Regions from separate parts of the Homo sapiens genome. Here region 2 is linked to region 1. A link is an interaction called in ENCODE POLR2A ChIA-PET data of the cell type or tissue named here. Cell type or tissue: PC-3. All regions are shown on one strand. Links, peaks and the distances in the headings refer to the core of each region. The heading gives the core; the rest is flanking DNA. Region 1 overlaps DIP2B (disco interacting protein 2 homolog B). Region 2 overlaps DIP2B (disco interacting protein 2 homolog B).

Region 1 (2,811 bases), core at 196-2,695:
TACTTGTAAGTAAACTTAGTATATCGAAAGGAGTCTTTAACAGGGATAGAATTGTTTTAGAAGTATAAAAGTAAGAATTATAAGTAGAAACAAAAAATAAAAAATTGGGAGAGGGTCTTATGACTCAGTTTTGACTGTATGAGTTTGGTTGTCTCTCTTGCATGGTGGTAAAAACAGATTAACAAAAGAACAGGTATGGATGGTTGGAGGCAGGTCGTTAATATCCATAGCCAGTCTGGGCTGTGGAATCTTAGAGCTTTTCTGCTCATCTCTTCCTAATGGCTGTATAAGTGCCAGACCAGTCTGAGCTTCACTTTTGACCTGTCTCCAGGACTGGGAACCTCTCAGAAGGTTGACCTGGTTTGGATGATCCTAAAAGAGACAGTTTTCAAGTGGAATTAAAATAGACAGAATTCATGGCCAGGTGCCGTCACTGACACTTGTAATCCCAGCACTTTGGGAGGCTGAGACAGTGGATTACTTGAGCCCAGGAGTTTGAGACCAGCCTGGGCAACATGGCGAAACCCCACCTCTACCAAAAATTCAAAACTTAGCCAGTCTCATAACCCAGTCTCTAAATAAATAAATAAACAGATGAAAAAAATAGACTGAGAATTCGGTAACTAAGGAGTTGGATAACCCAAGATATTTAGATAAATCTTATTTACGTGTTTTTAAAAATAGCTGTCACTTGTCTTGGTTAGTTATATTTCCTTAAAACTTGGTGGTTATTACTTTTTATGAAAGAATCATTAGTATTTACTTTAAATGTAGTCAGATATTTATATGAGTAAATATTTCCACTAACTTCTTTTAGAAATTTAAATTTTAAAAGAAATAATTTAGTTTTTTTGTTATGTAGGTAGGGAAACTTACCAATTTCCCCAGTCTTTTGTGAATTCTATGGCCTTTTAGGCAAAACAAGAATATATACCCAGAGACACCATTTATACCAAGGCACTCCACTACACAAACTCTTCTGCACCTTGTTTTTCACATAATTATCTTAGAGAACTTTCCATGTCAACATATGTAGATTTACTTCATTCTTTTTAAGGGCTCAATAGCACATGTTGGAATGGGGAAACTATTAATTATTTGACAACATAACTACTTAAATCATTTAAAAAATATTTTAAGAAAAGGCATTTGAAAATCTGGCATCTTATATTGAAATCTTTGGATCTTTGTCAGTATCATAGTACTTCATCTAAATAATTTTCTTAGTTTATCCATTGGGCAAATAACTGGAGTACGCAGACAGCAGCTATCTCACTTTTTTGATTATTCTAAACAGGGAAAAGGTTAAAAATAAGAGTGTTACCTTAATATAGCACCATTAGGTGGTGCTGAGCCCTTCTATGCATGGAGGAGCGTTAATACAAACGAGCATCACTTCTTTGAATCAGAGGATGGGATGCGTGTTGTCTGATGGATCTGGGGGAGTTTGAGAGGAGGAGAACACAGCACATGGGAGTCAGTGAGGGTGGCTCATGCACATTTCCTGTTCAGTCCTTGACTGAGTCACAAGTGATACAGACTGGCAAGTGTGTGATGACTGCCGACTCCTGTTTAGCCGAAACAACAGAGTGCTTTAATAGTATTTTAGAGCTGCTTTTTTTGTAATTACATTTTCAGTCTTTGTGCACATAAAGTATGCATTAAAGTGAATTCTCACAATTAAGGAGAAGGATGAAAACTGAACAGTCAAGTTCTTTTGATAGTTTTACTCATTGGCTGAGCTGTTTTCAGTCTTTCAGATTTCCTTTTCTTTATGCAAACTTAGTGAGATAAAGTGAGCACGCTTGCTGAACTGAACGGGGTCACACTTAATTCCTTCAGGTTGGGTCCAGAGCAGCCATATGACTGACTGATGTAAGTTTCAGAAATAACTCAAGTAATTTCTAAATATGAGTTTGATTTAGTTTCTTTAATGCCGTCAAGTCATTTGCACCTACCCCACTTTTGCATTACTGAGCAAAGGACTTTTTCTCTTTCCTTTAGAGGAAGGAGAGACCAGGAATCCTGATCATTTATAAAAACTGGGTTAGCCACATAATTAAGGTAATAAGGATGATACTGTCTTGGAAACATTGGATTCAACCTTCATCACAAGATGTGGCCTTCTTGAATATATATATTTAAAAAAAGTTAAGTAGTTTTAATTCTAGACTTACACCCTTAGGGAGAATCTTAACACAAGTCCTTTTGTTGGCCTGCCTTCTGTTCCTCCCTCACACTACCCTCCTTTTCCCTCCCTCAACCCCCTGATTCCATCCTCTTCCTCTTAGAGACTTCTGGAACATATTATTTTACCTGGCTTTTCCACTACTTCTCACATTGCTCTAAAATGTATCCTTTTGCAACACCAAATTCCTCGTGACTGCCACTGCGTCATCTCTCTGGTCATCTATAAATGGATGCTTTTACAAAGCAGCCTGCTCTCCTTTCTCTAATGAGAATATAAAACATCTCCTTTCCCTTTTTTATTCTTTCTTTCAGTTGCAGCTTTGATGATAATCCTTTACCAGCATCTTCCAAGATGTCTTCAGATCCCCTTCCCTCCCCTCCCCCCTCCCCCCTCCCCCTCCCCTCCCCTCCCCTCTCCCCTCCCCCTCCCCCTCCCCCTCCCCTCTCCCCTCCCCTCTCCCCCTCCCCTCTCCCCCTCCCCTCTCCCCCTCCCCTCTCCCCCTCCCCTCTCCCCCTCCCCTCTCCCCCTCCCCTCTCCCCCCTCTCCTATCCTTTCCCATTGAGTGGACACATTTTTGTCTTTCTTTTGGGTAGATTCCTAGAAGAAGTATTGGGTCAACA
Region 2 (2,811 bases), core at 70-2,569, 88 kb before region 1:
AGCCCTGTGATGTGTCTGGTGCTTCAGGCAGGTCACCAGGCAGCTTCCTGGTTAAAACCTGCTTCTGTCACAAAAAGAACAGGCTGAAACTGCCTGGAAATCATTTAAAAACTGAATTTCCACATAAGGATGAGCTTTTCTATAGACGAGTTGAATAGGTAGAAGGTTTCTGCAAGTATTTCTGTGACTGAAATTTTTAATGATCCACATATTTTATTATATGCTTGACAGCTCTGTTGTTTGGACTTATGTATATGGTCTAGTCAAGTGTATGTACATAAAGTAGCACTAATGGGGAGAATTAATTTGCTTAAATCTGTCCAATAATACATTATATTTGTGTAATGATCTTTTTGTACATTGTCATTTGAGCTTTACTAAACTTCACTAGATAGAATAGGTATTGTTACCACCCACCGCCCCTTTCTTTTTTGTGGCTTAACAGAAGGGAAAACTTGTACTCAGAAAGATTGTTTTGTCTAAAGCTGCATACCTAATAAGTGTCGTTATCCTAAGCTGTCATGTGACGATGACATTGGAATGATTTAAATATTTGTGCTGTCATTGCACAAGCTGTTAACTAATTTTTTCTCTAAGGAAATGCTACCTTTTTTTTTTTTGCGATGGAGTTTCTCTTGTTGCCCAGGCTGGAGTGAAATGGTGCGATCTCAGCTCACTGCAACCTCTGCCTCCCGGGTTCAGGTGATTCTCCTGCCTCAGCCTTTCTGAGTAGCTGGGATTACAGGCATGCGCCACCACGCCTGGCTAATTTTGTAGTAGACACGGGTTTTCTCCATGTTGGTCAGGTGGGTCTCGATCTCCCGACCTCAGATGATCTGCCTGCCTTGGCCTCCTGAAGTGCTGGGATTACAGGTGTAAGCCACTGCACCTGGCCCTAAACAGTTCTATACCACAGTGTTGATTCTCTCTCTGAAATCTCTTTCAAATCCATCACTTATGCATTCAGTTCAGCAGATGTGTATTTTGTGCCTACTGTGTGCAAATGAGCAGGATACCCTGGTAGCTTTTAAGAAGCTCTGAGTCTGCCAGGGAAATCATTGAAAACTGCCAACAAAACAGTGCATGACCATGGTGGAGTTATGTACAGAGGCTGCCTTCTAAGAAAAGAGGAAGCTATCTGCTTTATCGTTGTGAGAGATAGAAGAGAATTATAAATACGAGATTGGATTGTGTGGCTAGTAGAGCGGGCTATAATTTAGCCTGTGCAGTTCAGCCATAAGTGCAACGCGAAGAATGTTCCTATACTTCTGTGGCATGCAGGAAGGAGCTCAAGTCTTTCAGTGTCTGAGAACAGTCCAAAGATGACAACTGGAAAGGTATTTAAGATAAAATAACACTCACAGGAAGGGATCCTCCCTTTTCTTGTTTGAACACTTCTCTGAGTACAAACAGTAAACATAGTCCCATCCTCCCTTTCTCCTGTCTGTTTCATCACGTAGCTTTGTGGTCCTTAAAGCATGGCACAGGGTCTGCCACGAAGGCAAAGGGATAAGAGAAGACTGCTTCCTAGGAATTGCAGTGACTTTTAATGGGGAAGAGGTGGGAGAGTTGAAGAGGAAAAAGGAGATGTTGGATAAAGATTTTACAGTCTCAGAAGGGGGCAGTTAGACTTAAGCCACCATAAAACTGGTAAATTCCTCCTGCTTTACCTATCATGGGAAACGGGGCCACTTATCCCAAAATCCGTAGCTTAGTCATAGATTCGTAGGATACACCTTTATCAAAGTTCTGTCTAAGCAGTTGTAACATCTGATGCTAGGAGTATTAAGGAAAGCAGGAATGTAGATTTTTAAATAACCAAGAATGGGCATTATCTAAGTAATCTACCTCCAGAACTTGCATGTGTGTTTTTGGTGGGCAGGAGCTCATCTTCAGAATTACTGTCAGAGCCTGTGACACATTCCTTTGAAAATCCTCATGGTGGCAGATTTCAATTCTTTGAGGGTAAAGTTTCATTTATAGGTCACTTGGAATCAAGTAGAGAAAAGCTGGTTAATATTCTTTTAGAACCCAAACTAGTTGTGACTGAAAAAATTAGAGTGATTATAAACTGATTTTAGTTGTGATTGTCAAAAAAAATCAGAATGATTGTAAACTGGTTTTGAGGGCAGTTCCAGAAGAGAATTTACAGACAAATTCACTGGAAGAATGATTCACCTTATTGAAAAGAGTAGCTTTTATGGATACCCTTGTTCTGGTGTGTATTTTGAAAAATTAATCTTGTTTGACAGCCCCATGGCATTGAGCTGGATTTTTGAATAAGATAAATCATTAATATGTCACGCTTAGCTCAGCCCTTGGTTACAACTTTCTGTCCTAGCCTGTTTAAGACTTAGCACTTCAGGGTTGAAAGTTCATATGACTGGCTAAAAAGGGCCTTCATACTATATTTGTATTCTAATTACTAGAGTTCTCCATGGTTCTCTCTCATGTGACTAATTCAGGGATACTCTTTGAAATGCTCCTTCTTGCTTATATGCACAGTTTCTCGCAAATCTTTAAGGGTTCAGCTAAAGTACCACCTTTTTTTTTTTTTTGAGACGGAGTTTCACTCTTGTTGCCCAGGCTGGAGTGTAATGGCACGATCTCAGCTCACCGCAACCTCCACCTCCTGGGTTCAAGCGATTCTTCTGCCTCAGCCTCCTGAGTAGCTGGGATTACAGGCATGTGCCACCACGCCTGGCTAATTTTGTATTTTTAGTAGAAATGGGGTTTCCCTATGTTGGTCAGGCTGGTCTTGAACTCCCGACCTCAGGTGATCCGCCCACCTCGGCCTCCCAAAGTGCTGGG

Evidence for each region. ChIA-PET counts read pairs that join two places held together with the same protein. Peaks named below come from ENCODE experiments on the same cell type or tissue, not always from the same donor. Only the 100,000 strongest peaks of a DNase experiment are listed, where the experiment ranks them.
Region 2: POLR2A ChIA-PET joins it to region 1 with 11 read pairs; 13 of 35 experiments call an interaction of 5 or more read pairs at or near these places.

The regions. Positions count from the first base shown.
Region 1 is chr12:50,596,166-50,598,976 of GRCh38, forward strand. All of the region lies in intron 1 of DIP2B (disco interacting protein 2 homolog B), which reads left to right. Among named protein-coding and RNA genes, the nearest start is that of DIP2B, 93 kb to the left of the region's middle. In PC-3, for the core only: a CTCF peak has its summit at 1,379; a DNase peak (open chromatin) is centred at 1,486; H3K4me3 peaks cover 499 bases; H3K27ac peaks cover 1,535 bases.
Region 2 is chr12:50,508,105-50,510,915 of GRCh38, forward strand. The region is part of intron 1 of DIP2B (disco interacting protein 2 homolog B); the gene reads left to right. Among named protein-coding and RNA genes, the nearest start is that of DIP2B, 4.5 kb to the left of the region's middle. RefSeq lists an enhancer at 2,678-2,797. In PC-3, for the core only: no CTCF peak of the experiment used is centred there; a DNase peak (open chromatin) is centred at 1,367; H3K4me3 peaks cover 682 bases; H3K27ac peaks cover 1,617 bases.